Linked DNA regions of Homo sapiens: region 1 is linked to region 2. Evidence: read pairs that join two places in POLR2A ChIA-PET (ENCODE). Cell type or tissue: PC-9. All regions are shown on one strand. Links, peaks and the distances in the headings refer to the core of each region. The heading gives the core; the rest is flanking DNA. Region 1 overlaps LIX1L (limb and CNS expressed 1 like). Region 2 overlaps RNF115 (ring finger protein 115).

Evidence for each region. ChIA-PET counts read pairs that join two places held together with the same protein. Peaks named below come from ENCODE experiments on the same cell type or tissue, not always from the same donor. Only the 100,000 strongest peaks of a DNase experiment are listed, where the experiment ranks them.
Region 1: POLR2A ChIA-PET joins it to region 2 with 7 read pairs; 2 of 35 experiments call an interaction of 5 or more read pairs at or near these places.

What each region holds. Positions count from the first base shown.
Region 1 is chr1:145,941,815-145,954,336 of GRCh38, reverse strand. LIX1L (limb and CNS expressed 1 like) reads left to right here. Exons shown (of 6, transcript NM_153713.3): 2 at 6,555-6,718; 3 at 11,484-11,624. Among named protein-coding and RNA genes, the nearest start is that of LIX1L, 9.9 kb to the left of the region's middle. In PC-9, for the core only: no CTCF peak of the experiment used is centred there; no DNase peak of the experiment used is centred there.
Region 2 is chr1:145,766,714-145,779,235 of GRCh38, reverse strand. RNF115 (ring finger protein 115) reads left to right here. Exons shown (of 9, transcript NM_014455.4): 4 at 7,317-7,525. Among named protein-coding and RNA genes, the nearest start is that of RNF115, 51 kb to the left of the region's middle. In PC-9, for the core only: no CTCF peak of the experiment used is centred there; no DNase peak of the experiment used is centred there; H3K27ac peaks cover 385 bases.

The DNA of each region.
Region 1 (12,522 bases), core at 3,805-7,804, 180 kb before region 2:
AAATTATCACAACTTTAGTGGCTTAAACCAACAGAAATTTGTTCTCTCATAGTTCTGGAGGCCAGAAGTCCAAAATCAGTATTACTGGGCCAAAATCAAGGTGTTGGCAGGGCCGTGCTCCCTCCAGAAGCTCTAGGGGAGAATTCATTCCTTGCCTCTTCCAGCTTCTGGTGGCTGCTGACATTGGTTTATTACGTGGTTTATTGCTGTATCACTATAATCTCTGCCTCCGTGACTCCTCCTCTTCATCAAATATGCCTCCTTTTTTTTTTTTTAAGAAATGGAATCTCGCTGTGTTGCCTAGGCTGGACTGCAGTGGTGCAATCATAGCTCACCGCAGCCTGGAACTGCTGGGCTCCAGTGATCCTCCCACCCGCCTCAGCCTCCCAAGTAGCTAGACTACAGGTGCATGTCACCACACCTGGCTGATTTTAAAAAATTTTTTTGTAGAGATGAGATCCCACAGTGTTGCCCAGGCTGATCTTGAACTCCTGGCCTCAAGTGATCATCCTGCTTTGGCCTCCCAAAGTGCTGGAATTATAGGCATGAGTCAGTGTGCCCATCCTGCCTCCCTCTTATAAGGACACTTGTGAATGCACTTAGGGCCCACCTATATAATCTAGGTCATCTCCCCATCTCAGATCATTTAAACTCATCTGCAAAGTCTTTGCCAGATAATGTCACATTCACAGGTTCCAAGGATTAAGACATGGACATTTTGGCAGGTGGCATTATTCAGTCTACCAGAGTCCCCTCCCAAAGTCACTGTTACTTTGCAGTCTCTCCTTCCAAAGAGACTGTGGATCGTGGGCTATTTAGGGGCAGATGTACCTTCTAAACATTGAAATAGGAAATAGATGAACTATTGTTAACTAGCTTCCCTATCTTCCATAATAATGTGAATAGAGTCAGTCTATTCTCGCCATCCTCTATGATCAAGGAGAATCTTTTTACTCACCTCTTAACTTCATTATCTCTTTATTCCTGCTTCCCCACCACAAAGTTGTATTTATTACTTTTTTCTTTTATTTTTGTTAATTACCTTCCTGGCAAGGTTGTATTTATCCTTATGATATAAAATTTTTACTGTAGTTTCATATATTGTTTTAATATTTTTATCCTGGCCAGGCACAATGGCTCATGCCTGTAATCCCAGCATTTTGGAGGCCAGCGCAGGAGGATTGCTTGAACCTTAGGGTTTGAGACCAGCCTGGGCAACATAGTGAGACCCCATCTCTACAAAAAAATTTTTTTGAATTATCCAGGCATGGTGGCATGCATCTTGTAGTCCCAGCCACTCAGGGAGCTGAGGTGGGAGGATCACTTGAACCCAGGAAGTCAAGGCTGCAGTGAGGTGTGATTGTGCCACTGAATTCTAGCTTCAGCGATAGAGCGAGACCTTGCCTCAAAAAAAAAAAATGTTTTAGGTTAGGTGCGGTGACTCACACCTGTAATCCCAGCACTTTGGGAGGCTGAGGTGGGAGGATCATCTGAAGTCAGGAGTTCAAGACCAGCCTGGCCAACATGGCGAAACCCCGTCTCTACTAAAAATACAAAAATTAGCTGGGTGTGGTGGCGTGCGCCTGTAATCCCAGCTACTCGGGAGGCTGAGCAGGAGAATTGCTTGAACCTTGGAGGTGGAGGTTGCCGTGAGCCAAGATCATGCTACTGCACTCCAGCCTGGGCGACAGAGCAAGACTTTGTCTCAAAAAAAAAAAAAAGTTTTTATTTTGGCTGAAAATGATCACTACCTCTCATTCCCATCCTGTCCACTTAGACATTCGTATATTTTATCTCCTAAAGGCAAAAACTAAATTATTCTCTTTTTTGTTATTCAACAGCAGGGTATAAGCACTGAAATATTCCTATCTTGGTCTTTCTTGTGAGAGACTTTGAGAAAACAATTATCAGATGTGTATATCTCAGTTCTTCCTACCCTCCCACCTCACTGTTCTTTAGCCATCCTTATGTAAACCATTATATCCATGGTTCCTCATTGAAAATATGATACAAAATTTGGGTGCTCCACATATACCCATGCACAAATACTCATATGCATACAGACACACACATAATTTTACTTAACAGTTTTAGGAAGCTTGTGAACCTCCATGAAGCTCAGCTGTGGACTGGACCTTGGAGCCTGTGTTAAGATTCCCAAATTGGAAAGAATATTGGCCCCCGGAAATCTAGATTCATGCCCCAACTCTGCCATAGCTATGTGACCTCAAACAAGTCTTCTGTTCTTTCTTAGCCAGCATTGGACTAGATGATCTCTAAAGTTCCTTCCAGCCCTAAAAATGAATAAGTCTAGAAGCATTTTCAAATGCGGATCACAATTAGTTGCTTTTTTCTTGACCACTTTGCCCAATTATCATTTCATACTCACATTTCTAAAATCAAGACTCCCCATGTCCCTTGGCCTTGAGTAATCATTAAAAAATGATTCTCTAGTCTGTGCAAAGGAATGTTTAACTGGATAGAGACTGAACATATGCTTTTTAATAGGACCTTCCCAATTATGGTGGTCTCCTCCTCTTCCTCTTTATTCCAGTATTCTCCCTGTTGTGTGCATGTCAAGAGAGCTGTCACCCAGTGCATTGTGCTAAACTGTCTCAAAGAGGGAACTGGAGCTGAAAAGATCTCACGGAAAGAACAAAGATGGCTGAGCTTTCTGGTCAGTATTGACCTTTGAAGAGCCCTGCCAAAACCAATAGAAGGAAAGAGAGTTTTCTTTTCATGCTGGATCTTTTTTTAAATTTTAATTTTAATTTTTTTTGCCCATGACAGAGCCTCAGGAGGTCCTAATGACATGTGCCCTCATGCTGTCTTTTAATAGAAGAATGAGCATTCTTAAAAGTCAGTTAAATGTAGGTTATTAAAAAGAGTTTATGCTGCTTCTCCAACTCAGGCTAGTACATGGGTGTTTGTTTCAGTCACAGAGCAGGCGAGATAATTTATTATTGGCCACTGATTTCAAATTCCTTGCTTGCTGGGCGCGGTGGCTCACGCCTGTAATCCCGGCAGTTTGGGAGGCCGAGGCAGGTGGATCACCTAAGGTCAGGAGTTTGAGACCAGCCTGACCAATATGGTGAAACCGTGTCTCTACTAAAAATACAAAAATTAGCCAGGCGTGGCGGCATGTGCCTATAATCCCAGCTACTCAAGAGGCTGAGACAGAAGAATTGCTTGAACCTGGGAGGTAGAGGTTGCAGTGAGCCAAGATTGCGCCACTGCACTCCAGCCTGGGAAACAGAGGGAGACTCCAACTCAAAAATAAAATAAATTCCTTGCTTGCAGGAACTGTGAGTTATTCTTTTCATGCTCAATGCTTAGAATGATGCCATGTACCTATTAAGTGCTCAAAGTTTTGCTAACGTGTATATGACAGCCATGAAAATGTGCAGTTCTCATTGCCTGCTGCAGGGAGCATAACTAACAGCCTCAGCCACTGCCCACTCTGGGTCATCCATAACCACATTTGCACCACAAAGTCGCACATTCGCATCCATAACCACATTTGAAGGAACCACGCTTCCTGTAGGCTGCTCCCAGCCAATGACCTAGCACATCAGGGGTATTAACACAGGCAGATCCTGGTGAGATATGGGATTCCTTTGGCATGAGGACTTCTCACTGACTTAGCCAAATCTTTCTTAAAACTGTACTACAGCCGGGCGTGGTGGCTTGCGCCTGTAATCCCAGCACTTTGGGAGGCCGAGGCGGGCGGATCATGAGGTCAGGAGATCAAGATCATCCTGGCTAACACGGTGAAACCCTGTCTCTACTAAAAATACAAAAAATTAGCCGGGCGTGGTGGTAGTCCCAGCTACTCAGGAGGCTGAGGCAGGAGAATGACATGAACCCGGGAGGTGGAGCTTGCAGTGAGCTGAGATCACGCCACTGCACTCCGGTCTGGGCGACAGAGTGAGAATCTGTTTAGAAAAAAAACAACAACAACAACAACAACAACAAAAACTGTACTACAGTCTGAGATTGTCATATCTAGACCTCCTTCTTTCCCTCTCTTCCACAGGCATGAGATCTTTGCTGTGCTCAGAAGGCTCTCCCTGTTGTCTCCTACTTCCTCCCTGATAAATCTCTTGCAATTGTCTATCCCATCTTGGTGTCTTCTTGGCAGATCTGAACTAAGGAAATATGAAAGAACGAATGAGACTTTGTTGCGATTAAGAGTAGAAGAGGAGAGGCCAGACGTGGTGGCTCACGCCTGTAATCCCAGCACTTTGGGGGGCCAAGGTGGAGGAGGAGCACTTTGGGAGGCCGCTTGAGCTCAGGAGTTTGAGACCAGCCTGGGCAATGTAGTGAAACTCTGTCTCTACAAAAATTACAAAAATTAGACGGGCGTGGTGGCATGCACCTGTGGTCCCAGCTACTCAGAGGCTAAGGTTGGAGGATCGCCTGGGCCTGGGAGGTGGAGGTTGCAGTGAGCTGAGATCGCTCCACTGCACTCCAGCCTGGGCAACAGAGTGAGATTCTGTCTCAAAAAAAAAAAAAAAAGGAGAGTGGTCAGTATGTTGCAAGATATTTCAGAGCACCTGGGATAATTTATTATTATGAGGCTTTAGCTAAAACTATTTGAAATGTTTGGAACCCTAGAGCCAATGTGATCCTTTCTAAAAGCAAACTGATCTCATCCCTCCTTTTTTTTTTAATTAGTTATTTTTCCTTGGAGCTGAGTTAGAAAGACTCCCTTCTTTTTAAAGTCCTCCAATTGCTTCCTATTGCTCTAGGATAAAGCCAATACTCTAACATGGCCTAAAAGGCCCTACTTGGTCTGGTCCCTGCCTCCTCTTGCAACCTCATCTTGCATTACACTTCCCCTCCCTCACTCTTTCATAGCCATATGGTCTTAATTCCCTTTATTCATCATGTTCCCTGCCGTCATGAGCCTTTGAACATGCTGTTCCTTACGCACAGAACACTGTCCTCTCACCTCTTGCCTAGTGAATTCCTAGTCATACCTAAACTTAGATATTGCCTCCTCAGGGTAGCTTTCTTTGACCTTCTTAACTAGGTCAGATACGCCGACATCTATCACTCCTTTATAGAACTTGATCACAGCTGCAATTTTACATTTGTTTGAGATTTGGTTAATATCTCTTTCCCTCTTTACACTGTAGGCTACATAAGGAAAACGTAGGGATGAGAGGAAGTTTTCTAGAATACAATGTCAGGTCTGGAGTTTGATTTTAGCCTACCTACAACTAATAAATTAGCCATTTACTGTTTCATGGGTGCTGGCAGAAGTCAAGAGACTTTGAGATTTAGAGACAAAGGAATTTATTATTCATAGCACAGCAAGTAGCATGAGCATCATGTTTATATTAGTTCTCCTTGCCTCCTCCCAAGTCCAATGCAGAGGACTCAGGTGGATACTTGCATAGGCCATGGGTTGCTTCACAACAGAGGAACACTTATAGAACCCACAGCTTGGGGAACTTGCCATTTTACAACAAGCTGAAGCAAGCAAGTTCTTTATCTGAGTGAAGGTAGTACCTCATCCCTCAATATTTCTTGCTGCAAGCACAGTCCTGAAAAATAGCCCAAGTAAAGAGCAGTCAGGGATTTGCAATCTTGGTGTACCTAGCAAGATGTGAAGGAGCATGAGAGACCGACCCATGGAGGAGTGCTTCTTTTTAAAGTCCTCCAATTGCTTCCCATTGCATTGCTTCGCATCTCACCATATGGCTCCTCCAAAAACATTTATACCCAGGTAAAGCCTCAAAAGAGTTTTCTCTCCCACCCCCATGCCCTGGCTTCTCTCACTCGTAGTATGTACATAGTATTCTGGGTTGGAAAAGGAATCTGGCAATGGATGTGCTCACTAGAAGCACAGGCTCGAGAATGGTTATTAGGGCTATATTTCCTTGAGCCAGCAGTATTGCATAAAAGAATATTCATTGGAACCAAGACTACTTGAGTTTGAATACTCAAACTGCTACTTTCTCCTGGCATAACCTTGGGCAAGTTATTTAACTTCTCTGTACCTCATTTCCCTCATCTGTAAAATATGGATAGTAAAAATATCTGCTTCATAAAGTTGCTGTGATTAAACACGTAAAGCAGTTACAGAAATGGGTGACATACAGTTCAATACATGTTAGCACTTATTGTGGTGGTTATTATCATCCTGGGCCAGCTAACCAACTGTGGAATAATCTGCTTGTATTTCATCAGGCAGTGATAATGGTCTGCTGACATTGGGAACTCTGCCTTCAATATTTAAGTTATTCTAGGACTAAGTTAAAATGTGAACTATTCAGATTGGAGGTGGGAGTGAAAAAAAAATTTAAATAAAATAAAATGTGAACCAGAAAAGTGGTGGAGGAGGGCAGGCCTACTCTGGTCTTTCTAGGCAAATTAACTTAATCACAGTCTAGGTTTATTAACTTAAATGCTTTTCAATGGCGATAGGTAGGGAGCTAAGGGGCAGACTCTTAATGTAGGTACAGGTTACAGGTACTGTATTGAAGTATAGCACCACGTGGAGGTGTTCTCATTCATTGCTGAACTTAAGTACTTCTCTTTTGTAGTGAATGTGGTGGAGGCACTTCAGGAATTCTGGCAGATGAAGCAGTCCCGTGGTGCTGACTTAAAGAATGGGGCTCTAGTGGTTTATGAGATGGTTCCCTCCAACAGCCCTCCTTATGTCTGCTATGTCACCCTGCCTGGGGGAAGCTGCTTTGGGAGTTTCCAGGTAAGAGTTGTGAGGTGGCAGTAGCAAAGGTAAATGCTTAGATGTTAGTAACGGCTTTCTCCACCACTTTGGCCATTAAACTGCCTGAAATCATATATTTGAGGACCTAAAGCAATTCTGGGGAAATTATTCTGGCAAGCATCTGAGGCCAATTTGACCATAGTAGAACCTCAGTAGCATGCTTTCCTTTCAAAAACTCAAACCCATTTTGAATTTGAGCAGTTATGAATATCCCCTTGCTCAGTATATCCGACTACCAGCATCCAACCCATGTTCCAATCTGGCTTCAGTTATTGCATTCCAACTTTCTTCCATCTCTTATTGAGGATATAGAACAATATTCCTTGCCTCCAGTACTTTTTCGTAGGCAATTACTAAAGAAAGCAATGTTGGAGTTCTCTAAGAGGTCAAATCGGAGGGACTATGTATGCTGGAAACAGTACTCATCTAAGAGTTAGGAGATCCAAATTTACATTCTTCTGAATATCAATGGGGCAAATCTCTGGGCCTCACTTTTCCCATCTATAACATGAAGGAGATAGGTTAGATTATTTCTAAAGTCTTTTCTACTACTAACATTCTACAATTATGTGAAATACCTATGATGATGAAAAGAATGGTTGCCATTATGAGGTAGTAGTGAAAAATTATGGACTAGTACGAATATTCTCATCAAAGATGGATTTTTTACATTGCAGACAGGGAGGCAGCCTTCTGAAATGTCAACTTAAAAGTCTCAAATGGAATTTAGAGAAAATAATAAACACCTTTGTTCTGTTTTCCATATGGTTTGTGAAACCCTTAGACAAGGTTAAAGGCCCTACTGTGTGTCTGCATAGCACCTTGAACTTCCCCTATCATATCACTTATTACAACATATCATAATTGTTTGTCTCTCCTAGTGGACTATGTTCCATAGAGGCAAAGATTGTGTTTGTCTTCTTTCTCGTTAAATCCCTACCACCCATCTTAGTGCCTAGCAGATAGTAGGCAAATAATACGTCTGTTGCATGAATGAGTGCCATTGCAGCTTAGTTTCTGCCTCAAACAGAAGCAGTCCTAAGGAAGCTTCATTTCAAATCAGGTGATGAAATTTTTTCCCTTAGAACTTCAGTCATTTCAGGCCGGGCACAGTGACTCACACCTGTAATCCCAGCACTCTGGGAGGCCGAGGCGGGTGGATCACAAGGTCAGGAGTTTGAGACCAGCCTGACCAACATGGTGAAACCCCGTCTCTACTAAAAATACAAAAATTAGCTGGGCATGGTGGTGCACGCCTGTAATCCCAGCTACTTAGGAGGCTGAGGCAGGAGAATTGCTTGAACTCTGGAGGCGGAGATTGCAGTGATCTGAGATTGCACCACGGCACTCTAGCCTGGGCAACAGAGTGAGACTCTGGCTCAAAAAAAAAAAAAAAAGAACTTCAGTCATTTCAGAGAAATAACTATATACCCAAGATGACAAATGTTTATGCTTTCACTTGTTTTTTTTTGTTTTTTTGTTTTTTTGTTTTTTGAGATGGAGTCTTGCTCTGTCACCCAGGCTGGAGTGCAGTGGTATGATCTTGGCTCACTGCAACCTCCGCCTCCTGGGCTCAAGTGATTCTCCTGCCTCACCTTCCCCAGTAGCTAGGACTAGAGGCGCATGCCACCACGCCTAGCTAATTTTTTTTTTTTTTTTTTTTTTGGTATTTTTAGTAGAGACAGGGTTTCACCATGTTAGCCAGGATGGTCTCAATCTCCTGACCTTGTAATCCACCCGCCTTGGCCTCCCAAAGTGCTGGGATTACAGGTGTGAGCCACTGCGCCCAGCCTGTGCTTTCACTTCTAAGAGAATAAGATCTTTCCTTCTTCTTTTTTTTTTTTTTTTTGAGATAGAGTCTCGCTCTGTTGCCCAGGCTGGAGTGCAACAGCCCGATCTCAGCTCACTGCAACCTCTGCCTCCCGGGTTGAAGCGATTCTCCCTGCCTCAGCCTCCCAAGTAGCTGGGAGTACAGGCACCTGCCACCACGCTCAGCTAATTTTTTGTATTTTTAGTAGAGATGGGGTTTCGCCATGTTGGCCAGGCTGGTCTCGAACTCCTGACCTCAAGCAATCCGCCCACCTCGGCCTCCCAAGGTGCTGGAATTACAGGCGTGAGCCACCGTGCCTGGCTGATCTTTCCTTCTTCTTCCCACCTCATTACATTGTTGAATGACTTGAAAATTTTATGACAATGCCCATAACTGAAACATTATAGTAATTTGATTTCTGTTATTTTTGGAAAGAGGAGAATTGTCTTTCTTGGCCTTTTAGCCTAAACTTTTTTTTTTTTTTTTTGAGACAGAGTCTTGCTCTGTCGCCCAGGCTGGAGTGCAGTGGTGTGATCTTGACTCACTGTAACCTCCACCTCCCAGGTTCAAGCAGTTCTCCCTGCCTCTGCCTCCGGCCACCACACCCAGCTAATTTTTGTATTTTTGTATTATTTCACCATGTTGGCCAGGCTGGTCTTGAACTCCTGACCTCAGGTGATCTGCCTGCCTCAGCTTCCCAAAGTGCTGGGATTACAGGTATGAGCCACTTCACCCAGCTTTTTTTTTTTTTTCTTTCTTGAGACAGGGCCTCACTCTTGTCACCCAGACTGAAGTACAGTGGCACAATAATGGCTCACTGCAGCCTTAACTTCATGGGCTCAAGTGATCCTCCCACCTCAGCCTCCTGAATAGCTGGGGCCGCAGGCATATGCCACCATGCCTGGCTAATTTTTGTATTTTTGGTAGATATGGAGTTTTGCCATGTTTCCTAGGCTGGTCACAAACTCCTGAGCTCAAGCAATCCTTTCACCTCAGCCTTCCAAAGTGCTGGGATTACAGGTGTGAGCCACCTCGCCCAGCCAGGGGCAGGGTGCAATAACTGAAGCTAGATTAGAACATGGGCTGGGTGTTGATAGTCCGATATACTGAGCAAGGGCATATCCATAACTGCTCAAATTCAAGATGGGTTTGAGTTTATACCTCTTTATCCACTTTGGCAGGTGAAATTTCTCCCTCTGGTTTTCTTCACAGATGACTTTTTAAGCAACAGCACTATAGAGCAGGCCAGCAAGCTAGTAACAGACAAATAGAAACAGACAAATTGAAGCACTGGGAAGACTTAGGACTTACTTACCAAGCCTCATATGCTGTCTCAGAGAGCCTGTCAGTTAATAGAAATTAGGAATTATTGATATTAGGGATGCTTAAGTACTAAACACATCCTGGTCTACTTATTTATTGTTTTTTTAAGACAGAGTTGTGCTCTGTTGCCCAGGCTGGAGTGCAGTGGCACAATCATAGCTCACTGCACCCTTGACTCCTAGGCTCAAGTGATCCTTCCACCTCAACCTCCTGACTAGCTGGGACCACAGGTGTGCACCACAACCATGCCCAGCTAATTTTTAAATTTTTTGTAGAGTTGGCATCTCACTATGTTGCCCAGGCTGGTCTCAAACTCCTGGCCTCAAGTGATCCTCCTGCCTTAGCCTCCCAAAGTGCTGGGATTACAGGCATGAGCCACCATGCCCAACCCCTGGTCTACTTTTTATTTTAAGTTTTCTTTTAGAGACAGAGTCTCACTCTGTCACCCAGGCTGCAGTGTAGTGGTGTGATCATAACTCACTGCAGCCTGGAACTCCTGGCTCAAGTGATCCTTCTGCCTCAGCCTCCTGAGTAGCTGGGACTACAGGCACGTGTCACCATGCCTGGCTAATTTTTTCTTTTTTTTTTTTGGTAGAGACAGGGGTCTTGCTATGTTGCCCAGGTTATTCTTGAATTCCTGGGCTCAAATGATCCTCCTGCCTTGGCCTCCCAAAGTGCTGGGATTACAGGTGTGAGCCACCAAGCCCGGCCTTGGTCTACTTTTAAAAACTGCAACATCACTTTCTTCCTTTCCTCTAATTACTCATAAATGACATAGGGCAAAGAGGCCTTTGAGACAGCCAATAAAGATGAATTATAAAGGAATACTATGGTGGCTAGAGATCTGAAGTTGAATAATTTTGAGACTTCTGCAGATCAGACTTGTTCTATGATACCTATGTTGGATACAATATAAAAACATGAATTAATTTTTATTTTTTTCCTTCTTAAGTCAGCTTTCCTTCCCTTAGTTACTCCTCTCCTCTTTGTTTCCACTGTGGGGAAAAAAGAAGTCTATAAATTCCTTCTTCAGACTTAAACCCTTCTCAGGGATAGCTCCTTTGGCTCACTACGTTATTTGAGAAAATGCCTGCTCACAGCTAAAAATGAAGTCCGAGATTCCAAGATGGGTGCTTCTGATAGAGACCAGTGGCCTCTGTAGAAGCAGCCTAGACACAGCTTTGGTTCTAATCTTGGGTTATCTAGAGGAATCCAAAAAACCTTACCTGTCCGCAGAACAAGATACAGATTTCTATTAAGCCGGCCAGAATCTGACTTTTGAGTAACTAATTCTGTCGACAGTTTAAACGGGTATTTTTCATGACCAGTGATTATATGCTGACTTAAGCAGCCTTCCTCGTTCTGCATTCAGTTTGGTATGAGCTACAGCCCTCTCCCAGTTCCTTAATGACTTCAGGATGTTGAATCAAAATTATGTTTCCAAACATCCCAACCACTTTACCATAAAAACCTTGGAAAGTGTGTTGAACACAACTGATTTATCCAAAGAGCGTCCAAGTGTTTTCTATCTGAAGTGTTTCCCTCCCACTGTTCCTTCCTCTCTCTCATATGCACAAATACACATATTCTCACTCTTTCTCCCCTGCCTAGTTTTGCCCCACAAAAGCTGAGGCCCGGAGGAGTGCTGCAAAGATTGCGCTAATGAATTCTGTGTTTAATGAACATCCTTCCCGAAGAATCACTGATGAGTTCATCGAGAAGAGTGTCTCTGAGGCCCTGGCATCTTTTAATGTAAGTTGTATGGAGCTGGAAGGAAGGAGAGTGGGAGATGGGAGAACTGGCTGCTTGGGAAGTCGTAAATTACTGTGAAACAGAGCATGAATTCTTGTTTTCTTTCTGGTCCACCTCTCTGTTCTTTTGATTTATTCTCTGTCAGTCTATTGTGTCATGTGCTCCACCTGTCGCAGTCTCTAGTTCTGTATCTGTGTTTATGTGTTTTTTGTTGTTTTGTCTCTTTCATTGTGTCTCTTTGGTATCTAGAAACCTTTAATTGCAGATTTATGGAATTGTAGAGCTATTCCAAAATGAAAATTGAGCTTCAATTTTGCTTTTGCTAATTTGGGTTAAGACCTTAGTTTCTGCAGTTCTTTTTTTATGACTGTTTTTTATTGTCACTTGTCTCCTGCCTCCATTACTTCATCTTATTGATAAAGAAGACTTTTATAACAAAACGTCTTTTTAGGAACAAGGAGGATAATTTATTTACTCTCTTTATTTACAACTGTTCTTTCAAATGATGATGATAAGAATAACCATAATTAGCCAGACGCGGTGTCTCACGCCTGTAATCCCAGCACTTTGGGAGGCCGAGGCGGGCAGATCACGAGGTTAGGAGATCGAGACCATCCTGGCTAACACGGTGAAACCCCGTCTCTACAAAAAATAAAAAAAAAATAGCCGGGCATGGTGGGGGGCGTCTGTAGTCCCAGCTGCTTGGGAGGCTGAGGCAGGAGAATGGCTTGAACCCGGGAGACGGAGTTTGTAGTGAGCCGAGATTGCGCCACTGTACTCCAGCCTGGGCGACAGAGTGAGACTCCATCTCAAAAAAGAAGAATAACCATAATTAATCCTAATTGAGTATTTACCTTGTGGCAGGGACTGTTCTAGGGGATTTATATGCATTTTACCT
Region 2 (12,522 bases), core at 4,279-8,278:
GCCACTGCACCCCAGCCTGGGTGTCAGAGTGAGACCCTGTCTCCAAAAAAAAAAAAAAAATTAGGACTTCATATTCTTTAATGGCTACATTATATTTATTAAACTATTATCCTGTGTTAGGCATGTCTAGTTATATATGATGGTTGATCATCGATCATACTTCCTTTACCTGAGTCTAGAACATACTGAGAAAACATAGAACACCAGACAGATGGATATAAAAATTTAATTTTTATTCAGCTGAATTGGAACACAAAGTTGAACTGTGGTCAAATGGACATCCTAAGTTTATACAGGATGACCTACCTGAGAATTAGAGGCTGCAAAGCAGGCACACATAATCAGAACAATGTACTTTGCATTTGTGCAACTTCCTAATACATGAACTCCACTTGCTGGAGAAATGCGAAATCACTAGAGATTAGACTTTGCTATTCACTAATCAGCTACATCATTCCTCTGTTGAAAAGTACATACAATATGATGCCCTTTACATAAAATTCTAGAAAATGCAAACCACAGAAAGATCAGGGGTTGCTTGGGGATGGGAAGGGGCAGGAGGGAAGGATTACAAAGGCACACGAGGAAACATTTCGGGGTGATGAGTATCTTCCTTACTTTGCTTTAATGTTTTCACAAAATCGCCTGTGAACTTTTTCAAGATTACATTTCTAAGGTTAATAATTATAAAATTATTTACCCTTAATTGACTCATCTTTATACACTCTAATATTATTTTTTGAGATATAATTCATATACTACGTAATTCACCCTGTTAAAGTGTACAGCTAAGTGGTTTTAGTATATTCACAGAGTTATACAACTATTACCACTGATTTAGAACTTTTTCATCATCCCCAAAAGAATCCCCATACACATTAGTAGTCACTACATATTTCTCCACAGTTCTCTCAGCCCTAGGCAACCACCAATCTATTTTCTGTCTCTATGGATTTGCCTATATAGGATATTTGTTATAAATGAAATCATGCAATATGTGAACCTTTGTGACTGACTCTTTTCTAATTAGAATACTGTTTTCAAGGTTCATCCATGCTGTAGCATGTATCAGTACTTCATTTTTATGGCTGGATAATACTACATGGTATGGATATTCCACATTTTATTTATTCATCAGTTGATGGACATTTAGGTTGTTTACACTTTTTGCCTGTTATGGATAATAATGCTGCTGTAAATATTTTTGTACAAGTTTTTGTGTGATCATATGTTTTTAATTTTCTTGGTTATATAACTAGGAGTGAAATTGCTGCGTCATATGGTAACTGTTCAACTCATTGAGGAACAGACCATAATATTTTAAGAAGTGCTGATGTGATCATGGTTAGTGTAGAGCAAGTTCTGCCAAATGGAAGATATTGTCCATCCTGTTTTTTATTTTGAATGTGTAAATAGTTCACCCCAAATATTTTCAGAAATACTGTCATTATACTTACATTCAGAGTAATGTTTTCAGTTTTTCAAGGCAAAACTTGTCAAACTGTCTCTGTGATTCTTTAGACTGTTTTAGCAAAACTCTATGATAGTGTTCCCTATTAGTTTTTACTTATGTAAGCTGTGTCCTGAATACCCAGTTTTGTTGTATGAGCTATTTTTTTTTTCTTTTATGCTTATCTAAGTCTACTCAGAGACAAATGACCTGAAGCTATTTTTATCCTTAGTGCTGATTTGGTATAAATTTGTGAGGTGTGCTTTTCCATCCTGTGTTCTTTGGTCAGGGTACACTATTATTTTGAGATTAAAATAGGCCACAAATACATTGACTGTTACTATTAATTTGCACTAATTTGCACTTTGTATACTAGTAGGAAAATGCCTCATGCTGATGTTGAAGCTGTTTTTAAGCATGGATCCTTTAGAAATTTTGTATATTATTAGGTGTGGTAACAATTTATAGTCATCTAAAGTATGTTAGTATCAAAGCAGAGTATTATGAACTTGGTGCTTGACTTTTCTGCCAGTCAAGATTTTAAATATTTCATTTTTATATTATAATGAAACTAATGGTTACTTTGAGAGTTGTCTTCTGTGAGCAAATGTTGTGGAATTGTATATAGTAAGGGAATCATAGATTTCTTATAATTCACCTTAGTGAGATAGATGATTGAGAACATGGAGGAGTCTGCTCGTACTTTTTCACTTATTGAAGACAAGTATAGTTTTAGGTTTTTAAATGTCGTGTTTACTTTGGAATTTTGGGTCAAGAGAATTCTTGTGTTCTAGACCGTTTTTCAGACTAGAAACCAGTGATCTCTAATAGATGAAGACTATAATTAGAAAGTAAAGGGAAATAAGGCAGATTTGATAAGAAGCGCAAATGGCAGTTAAAATGAAAAGGTGTTTTATGTCACCAGTATTTAGAGAAATCTTTTTGTTTGGAGACAGAGTTTCACTCTTGTTGCCCAGGCTGGAGTGCAATGGCGCGATCTTAGATCACTGCAACCTCTGCCTCCCGGGTTCAAGCAATTCTCCTGCCTCAGCTTCCCGAGTAGCTGGGATTACAGGCATGCTCCACCACGCCCAGCTAACTTTTTGTATTTTTAGTAGAGACGGGGTTTCACCATGCTAGGCTGGTCTTGAACTCCTCACCTCAGGTGATCCACCCGCCTCAGCCTCCCAGAGTGCTGGGATTACAGATGTGAGCCACTGTGCCTGGCTGAGAAATCTAATTGATGTTTTTACTCTGCATATTACTCTTTGTTCTTCAGCTTATATATTAGAATTTTTAAAACTTTAAAAAAATGTTGGTCAGGCTGGGTGCAGTGGCTAATGCCTGTAATTGCAGCATTCTGGGAGGCCGAGGCAGGTGGATCTCCTGAGGTCAGGAGTTCAAGACCAGTCTGGCCAACATGGTGAAACCCCATCTCTACTGAAAATAAAAAATTAGTCGGGCATGGTGGCAGACACCTGTAATCCCAGCTACTCTGGAGGCTGAGGCAGCAGAATGGCTTGAACCTGGGAGGCGGAGTATGCAGTGAGCCAGGATGGTGCCACTGCACTCCAGCCTGGGTGACAGAGCGAGACTCCTTCTCAAAAAAAAAAAAAAAAAATGTTGGTCAGAGTAGGGGTAAATGTAAGCATTTATACTCTGGTAGGAGTCTGAATTGGTACAGTAGCCCCCCCCTTACCCTGTGGTCAACCATGGCCTGAAAACAGGTGAGTATAGTACAATAAGATATTTTATTTTATTTATTTTTATTTTTATTTTTATTTTTTTGAGACAGGGTCTTGCTCTGTTGCCCAGGCTGAAGTGCCATGGAGTGATCTCGGCTCACTGCAACCTCTGCCTCCTGGGTTTGAGTGATTCTCATGCCTCAGCCTCCTGAGTAGCTGGGACTACAGGCATATGCCACCATGCCCGGCTAATTTTTTAATTTTTTTAGTAGAGACAAGGTTTCACCATGTTGGCCAGGCTGATCTCGAACTTCTGGCCTCAGTGATCCCCCCCACCGCCTTAGCCTCTCAAAGGGCTGGGATTATAGGCTTGAGCTACTGCGCCCGGTTACAATAAGATATTTTAAAGTGGGGCACAGAGGCTCATGGTTCAATCCCAGTACTTTGGGAGGCCGAGGCAGGAGGATTACTTTAAGCCAGATGTTTGAGACCAGCCACAAAATTAGACCTTATCTCTAAAAAGAATTTTTTTTTTTAATTAGCTGAGTGTGATGGTACATCCCTGTAGTCCTAGCTACTTGGGAGATTGAGGTGGGAGGATCACTTGAGCCTAGGAGATTGAGGCTGCAGTGAACCATGATCACGGCGTTGCACTCCAGCCTGAGCGACCGAGTTGAGACCTTGTCTCAAAAAAAAAAAAAAAAGGCCACATTCACAAAACTTTTATTATTATATATTGTTATAACTGTTCTATTTTATTATTAGTTATTGTTGTTAATTTCTTACTATGTCTAAGTTATAAATTAAGTTATAAGTTATAAATTAAACTTTACTGTAGGTATGTGTGTATAGGAAAAAACATAGCATATAATTAGGGTTCTGTATAGCTCACTGTAACCTTGACCTCATGAGCTTGAGCTCAAGATCCTGGGTTCAAGTGATCCTCCCCACTCAGCCTCCCGAGTAGCTGGAACATCAGGTGCTTGCTACCACACTTAGCTAATGTTTAAATTTTTTGTAGAGACAGGATCTCACTCTGTTGCCCAGACTGGTCTTGAACTCCTGGGCTCAAGCGATCCTCCTGCCTTGGCCTCCCAAAGTGCTAGGATTACAGGCATAAGCCACTGTGCCCAGCCTGTTTTTGGGTTTTCTAGGTACACAAATTATTAAGAGTTCAGCAAATTTTCTGTATACTAAGGTCAATATACAAAAATCAGTTGCGTTTCTGTTAGCAGGAATTAACTATTAAAATATAGAATTTTAAAAAAAAGATACTAAGGCAATTAGAAAGTCAGTTCAATAGGAAAATGGACAAAAGACATGAAACAAGATAAGACATAAAAGAGAAAGAATAGAGATTTAAAACTGATTTAATTGAAACAACTGATGAGTACTGAAAAAGTAAACTCAGTGTGATTTAACACTGAGTTTAAATTTAAGAAATAAATGTGGCTGGGCGCCATGGCTCACGCCTGTAATCCCAGCACTTTGGGAGGCCGAGGTGGGCGGATCACTTGAGGTCAGGAGTTTGAGACCAGCCTGGCCAACATGGTGAAACCCCATCTCTACTGCAAATATAAAAAATTAGCGGGGCGTGGTGTCACATGCCTGTAATCCCAGCTTCTCGGGAGGCTGAGGCAGGAGAATGGCTTGAACCCAGGAGGTGGAGGTTGCAGTGAGCCGAGATCGTGCCACTGCACCCCAGCCTGGGCAACAGAGCAAGACTCCATCTCAAAAAGGAAAAAAAGAAAAAAAAAGAAAGAAATGTCTGGATTTCTAAAACACCAAAAAAAAAAAAAATGTTGGGGGAAAGAGAAGACATATGAATGGCTGGTAAATATTACATGACAAGATGTTTAGCCTTATTGGTATATTCGTATCAGGGAAAGCAAACTAAAACCACAATGACAGGGTGATGTCAGCGAAAATGGTAGAGTAGGACTTCTGTGGGTCATCCCTCTGCAGAAACACCAAACACCTTGACAGAAAAGTCAGAATTTAGCTTATCAAAACTCTGGAAAGGTAATCAAAGGTTTACAGCAGCCAAGCAAATACTTCGCCAGAAGAAAGGGCACTGAAACAAGGTAAGAGATCTTTGTGGCATTTTAGCTTACCCTAGCCTCACCTCCCTTCCTGGTATGGCTGCAGTCTTGAAGATGACAGCCTGTGTTCCCCATGCTGGTGCCTGATTCCAGAGAGTGGACACTCTTCCTCCTGAGGGATTCTGTGTTCTGTTTTGTCCTTTCTCCAAAGGACTGCCACCAGGGGCAAAAAACAAACAAAAAAACCAAAAAAAGAAAAAAAAAAAACAGGGCAAACAATAAGATATTGAAAGCCTGAGAGGAAAAGCTGTAGAGTGAGTTTTTGTAGAGGAATAGGAGCTTTGAAAAGCTATTGTGGATGAGAAACTAGAAAGCCAAGTGCACAGCTCAGGGCAGTATGTGTGCTCAGAAAAGACCTGAGAAGGCCATTAGCTTTCACCTCTGGCTTGTCTTTAGGTTCAACACAAACAGGAAGTGAATATTAAGGTAGATTTATAAAGGCCCTGGGTAAGTTTTGAAGGAGTGCCCCAACAGCTAATCAGTAGAGACCTGGCGAGCATTTTACTTTTCTTTTTCTTTCTTTTTTTTTTCTTTTTGGTTTATTTGTTTTGAAATGTGGTCTTGCCTTGCTCAGGCTAATCTTGAACTCGTTGGTTCAAGCGATCCTTCCACTTCAGCTTCCTGAGTAGCTGGAATTACAGGCACACACCACTGTACCCATCTATTTTTGTTTTTATTTTTTACACATTATAAATGTTCAGTTTTTTTAAAAAAAATTACGAAGCATGTGAAGAATCTAGAAAATATGCTTCATTCACAAGAAAAAAGAAATGAACAGAAACTACCCCGAGGAAGCACTAATACTAGAATTACTAGACAAAAACTTTAAATCAGCTGTCTTAAGTATACTCAAAGAGCTAAAGGACACCATGGACAAAGAAGTAAAGGAATTCAAGATAATAATGTCTCAACAAATAGAGAATATCAATAAAGAGAAATTTTTAAAAGTAGGCAAAGAGAAATTTTGGAGCTGAAGGTTACAATAATTGAAATGAAAATTCACTAGGGGAGCTCAACAAAAGATATGAGCAGACAGAAGAATCAGCAAACTTGGAGATAGGTCCACTGAAATTATATAGTTTGAAGAGCACACATTTAAAAGACTGAAGAAAAATGAACAGAGTCCAGGAGATGTGTGGGATACCAACATATATATCATGGTAAGGAGAGGGAGAAAGGTGCAGAAAACATGTTTAAGAAGTAATTGCCAAAACCATTTCAAATTTGACAAGACATGAATATACACATCAAGAAGCTCAGCTAACACCCAAGAAGGATAAACTCAAAGACATCCATACAAGACACATTATAATTAAAATTTCCGAAGCCAGAGATAAAGAGAGAATCTTGGAAGCAGCAAGAGAGAAGCAACTTGTAAAATATAAGGGATCTTAAATAAGATGAATTTCTGTTGATTTCTTAGCGGAAACCATGGAGGCTAGAAGGCAGTGGGATAACATATTTAAAGTGATGAAAGACAGACCTGCCAACCAAGAATTCTAAATCTGGCAAAACTATCCTTCAGGAATTAAGAAGAAATCATGACATACCCAGATAAACAATAGCTGAGGGGGCTTCATTGTTAATAGACCTGCCCTGTAAGAAATGCTAAAAGGAGTCTTCAGGCTCACCACAGATCTATTAAATTTTCTTTTTGGCATAGGACCGAAACATGCATTTTAATTAAACATTCGTAATTTTTCTTACACAGCAAAACCAAAAGCCCCACAATGGAAAATCATTTTCTGTTCACTGATTGTTAAAAACTTTTTTTAAAAAAAGTCCTGTGACATCAAGTGCTTGCCAGGATGTGGCACAGTAGAAACTCTTAAACACTTGGTGGGTGTTTAAATTGCTACAACCAGTTTGGAAAACAATTTGTCATTACCCAGTAAAGTTGAAGATGTATAGATCATGTAATAGTTTTACAGACCAAAAATATAGAAACTCTGGTACCTCTGCAGAAGAAGACATACAGTAATATTCACAGTGGCCATTTGTAATATAAAAAACTGTAAACAATCCAGGTGTTTATTGATTGATTTTTCTAACATGTGACTTATTTCTGGTCTTTACTAGCTTTGGGGCCATTTGGATCACACGATGTTTTTTCAAGATTTTAGACCCTTTCTAAGTAGCAGTCCACTGGACCAAGATAATAGAGCCAATGAAAGGGGTCACCAGACTCACACTGACTTCTGGGGAGCAAGACCTCCACGGTTGCCATTGGGTCGGAGATACAGATCTCGAGGAAGTTCTCGTCCTGACAGATCTCCAGCTATTGAAGGGTGAGTTGTTTTATTTTAAGTTCTTTTTAAGGTAGTTTCAATGAAGGACAAATTGGTATAATCTAATCTTTATAAGGGTCTCATACTTATTACCTTTGTGGACAAGATGGACATATGTAGAAAGGATGAAAGTGAAGCTAAATTGAATGTTAGTACTCACCCGATGATAAACCAGAGAGTGAGAAATGCTATGTCTCTGATTAACATTTTTATTAATGGCTCAGATTAATTTATAGATGATATGTGTCTCAGTCCATTTTGTGCAGCTATAGCAGAATACCTGAGACTGGGTGATTTATAAAGAACAGAGATTCATTTCTTATATTTCTGGAGGCTGGGAAGTCCAAGGTTGAGGGATCCACATCTGGCGAGGGCCTTCTTGCTGTGTCATTCCATGTTGGAAGGCAGAAGGGCAAGAGAGCATGCATGAGCAAGAAAGAAAGGTGCCACACTCATCCTTTTATTAGGAACTCACTCAACAATAACTAATCCACTTCCAGGATAAAGGCATTTAATCCACTCACAGGAGATTCATCTCTTAAAGTCTCCACCTTTCAACACTGCTCCACTGGGGATTAAGTTTCCAACACATGAATTTTTGAGGAGGGCACATTCAAACTATAGCAGTATATTTATCAAAATTTCAAAAGGGTATCAAATATATTAGGCATTAGGATTAAATATTTCAACAGATTGGAACAGTGGACTTAACATGAAATTTAATCAAGTATCTGCTTTTTGTGAAGAAAGGAAAAAAATTTAATAGGATAAATATGAAGTCTTGTGACTGTAAAAACATTCATGTAATAAATGTTTGTTGAGTGTCTTTTGTATGGGACACTGTACTAGACACTAGGAACACAATGATGAGTCAAATAGATGGTTTTGCTCATGGATCTCATTTAGTTGGAATAATAAACGTTAATTTTAAGTGTTTACCATATGCAGAGGACTGTGCTTCATGCTTTATCTGCTTTATGTTGTTTAATTTGTGTGAAGTAATAGGTGCTATTGCTGTTTTCATTTTATAAAATAATTAACTGAGTCTCAGAAATAAAGTAACAGCCGTTGGTGGATCTAAGACTTGAATCTAGGGCTATATGAATCTAGTGCGACATTGTCTTATATGGTAGCTGCTAGCCACATGTAGCTATATGTTTACATTTAAGTTAACCAAAAGTTAATAAAACTCAAAATTCAAAGTACCTCAATCCCAAATAGCTATATTTTGAGTGCTCATTGGCCACATGTAGCTAATACTTATCATATTTGACAGAACATATTATAGAAAATTTCCATTATCTTAGTTCTATTGAACAGTGCTGTTCTAGAGCCTACACTCCCCCTTTCCCCCAACACACACCTTCTAGGCTTTATTAACATTTTACTATACTTGCGTTATTACATATCTATCCATTAGTGTTTCTTTGTTAAACTTGTTTGCTTTTGGTTCCTAATATATGCACTATCATACTAAGAAAGTTTAATTTTATTCATAATTTATTAGGGGCTTTTAATTAAGAATGACTAATGATTTTGTCACATGCCCTTTGCAGTCCTATCAAAATGACCTTAGAGTTTTTCTCCCTTAAACAGTTAATGCATTTTATTAACAAGTAGGTTTTCTAATGTTTTCTAGTGTTTTTATTCAAGCTGCTTTGTCAAGGAGCACTAAAACCTCTTTTTTAGGGGTCGGGGTTGGGGAAACAGGGTCTCACTTTGTTTCCCAGGCTAGAATGCAGTAGCAAGATCATGTTTCACTACAACCTCAAACTCGGTGGGCTCAAGCAATCCTCCCACTTCAGCCTATGAACTAGGTAGGACTACAAGCATGTGCCACCACGCCTGGCTAATTTTTCAATTTTTGGTAGAGACTAGGTTGCCCAGGCTGGAGTCTCTTAACACATTATTGGAGTTGATTTGTTCCTTATCTTTTTTTTTTTTTTTTTTAAGGATTTTTACATTTATTCAAAAGAGGATGAGTCTCTTTATCAAGTTTTGGTGTCAGGATTATATTAGTTTCATAAAAGGAACTGGGAAAACTTGCTGTATTCTTATGCTTGGAAATAGTTTACATAACACAGGAATTACCTATTATTTAAAGGTTTAATGCAAGTTACCTGTAATTCCATCTGGACCTGGTATCTTTTTGGGAACTAGATCTATTACAGTCTTTTCAGTTACTTCTGTGGTTGATAGTATAGGGTAGTGTTTTATTTATCTCTGTATTCTCAGCTTCTAGTGCAGTATCGGTTTTATAGTGGCTACTAAACATGTTTGTTTTGAATAAGTGGATAATTGTAATTATGTCTCTAAAAAGTATAAAAAACATATGAATTAATAGTAATAATAGCTAAGAGTATGTGCCAGAAACTAGTCTAAATGCTTTACAGGTATTCATTTGTTTAATCCTCACTATAACCATGTGAAGAAGGTATTGTGAATATCTCCATTTTACTGGAGAAACTGAGGCACAGAGAGTTTAGGTAAATTGTCTAAGAGTATAAAGGCAGTTAAATATTGGAGCCAGGATAGTGCAATAATCAAAGTATTTGTATTTGGTGAGATTTTTAACTGTTTACTTATACTAAAAAATTTTAGTATAACTATTTAGTATAAGTCAAAAATTTAAAATTAAGTAGCCTTCTCACTTATTTTTTAACCAAAGATTTAAGCATTTCCCTAATTTTCTCAGAAACTTTCCTTCCAAGGCACCAGTATATCAGTAAATAGAACTTGAAAGTTTTTAATTCAGTTTCTTTTCTCTTTTCTTTCATAGAAGTATAAATAAACACAGTATATCTTTGGGGCCTATTACTATACCCAGCTAGCAGGCCTGCCTAGATTGTTCCATATGGTTGTTACTTTACAGTAATTGTCATTATGATGTCACTGTATGTTTTGAAAGTACAATTTCATGTTTTATACATTTTTAAAAATTGATTGAATTTTAGCATGGCTTCTTCCTGATAACAGTTTTGTCCTCTTGCTTTGAGAAGGAGCATATGGGCATTCCACTTATGGTTTCCATGGGCTGCATCTCAGATTCCTGTTCATTCTACGGGTTTCACTGTAGACAGAGTACTTTGTATTTAATGGCCGGGTGCGGTGGCTCACACCTGTAATCAGCACTTTGGGAGGCCGAGGCAGGTGGATCACTTGAGGTCAGGAGTTCCAGATCAGCCTGGCCAACATGATGAAATCCCATCTCTACTAAAAATCCAAAAATTAACCAGGCATGGTGGCGGTTGCCTGTTATCGCAGCTACTCAGGAAGCTGAGGCAGGAGAATCACTTGAACCTGGGAGGTGGAGGTTGCAGTGAGCCGAGATTGCGCCACTGTACTCCAGCCTGGGCGACAGAGCAAGACCTCATTTCAAGAAAAAGAGTACTTTGGCTGGCGCCAACAGGGTCCAGGTCTGTGCCTGCCATTGGAGAGGATGCCACAGCCACAGGGGTGGGCGCTGGCCTGGAGGCCTCCAAGGGGCATCTCCTGTGAGCCCAGGGGATGGGCAGGATCTGAGCGGAGAAGAGTGAAAGTGGAGGAGTGAGGCCAGAACAAAGGCTTTGCCGTGAAAGAGGTGGTTTCCCGCCTAGGCTCTGACCTTCACTCACTGTGTGGCCCAGGCCAAGGGCAAGCGTCTGACCTCGCTGGGCCTTTGTTTCTCAGGGGTAAGATGAAACAATGGCTCCCTCTCCCTCTCCCTCTCCCTCTCCCCACGGTCTCCCTCTCCCTCTCTTGCCATGGTCTCTCTCTGTCTCTGATGCCGAGCCGAAGCTGGACTGTGCTGCTGCCATCTCGGCTCACTGCAACCTCCCTGCCTGATTCTCCTGCCTCAGCCTGCCGAGTGCCTGCGATTGCGGGCGCGCGCCGCCACGCCTGACTGGTTTTCGTATTTTTATGGTGGAGACGGGGTTTCGCTGTGTTGGCCGGGCTGGTCTCCAGCTGCTAACCGCGAGTGATCCGCCAGCCTCGGCCTCCCGAGGTGCCGGGATGGCAGACGGAGTTGCGTTCACTCAGTGCTCAATGGTGCCCAGGCTGGAGTGCAGTGGCGTGATCTCGGCTCGCTACAACCTCCACCTCCCAGCTGCCTGCCTTGGCCCCCCAAAGTGCCGAGATTGCAGCCTCTGCCCGGCCACCACCCCTTCTGGGAAGTGAGGAGCGTCTCTGCCTGGCCGCCCATCGTCTGGGATGTGAGGAGCCTCTCTGCCTGGCTGCCCAGTCTGGAAAGTGAGGAGCGTCTCTGCCCGGCCGCCATCCCATCTAGGAAGTGAGGAGCGTCTCTGCCCGGCCGCCCATCATCTGAGATGTGGGGAGCGCCTCTGCCCTGCCACCCCGTCTGGGATGTGAGGAGCGTCTCTGCCCGGCCGCCCCGTCTGAGAAGTGAGGAGACCCTCTGCCTGGCAACTGCCCTGTCTGAGAAGTGAGAAGCTCCTCCGCCGGGCAGCCACACCGTCTGAGAAGTGAGGAGCCCCTCCGCCCGGCAGCCACCCCGTCTGGGAAGTGAGGAGCGTCTCCGCCCGGCAGCCACCCCGTCCGGGAGGTGAGGAGCCCCTCCGCCCGGCAGCCGCCCCGTCTGAGAAGTGAGGAGCCCCTCTGCCGGGCCAGCCGCCCCGTCCGGGAAGGAGGTGGGGGGGTCAGCCCCCTGCCCTGCCAGCCGCCCCGTCCGGGAGGTGAGGGGCGCCTCTGCCCGGCCACCCCTACTGGGAAGTGAGGAGCCCCTCTGCCCGGCCAGCCACCCCGACCGGGAGGGAGGTGGGGGGGTCAGGTCAGCCCCCCGCCCGGCCAGCCGCCCCGTCCGGGAGGTGAGGGGCGCCTCTGCCTGGCCGCCCCTACTGGGAAGTGAGGAGCCCCTCTGCCCGGACAGCCGCCCCGTCCGGGAGGGAGGTGGGGGGGTCAGCCCCCCCCCCCCCCCCCCCCCGGCCAGCCGCCCTGTCCGGGAGGTGAGGGGCGCCTCTGCCCGGCCGCCCCTACTGGGAAGTGAGGAGCCCCTCTGC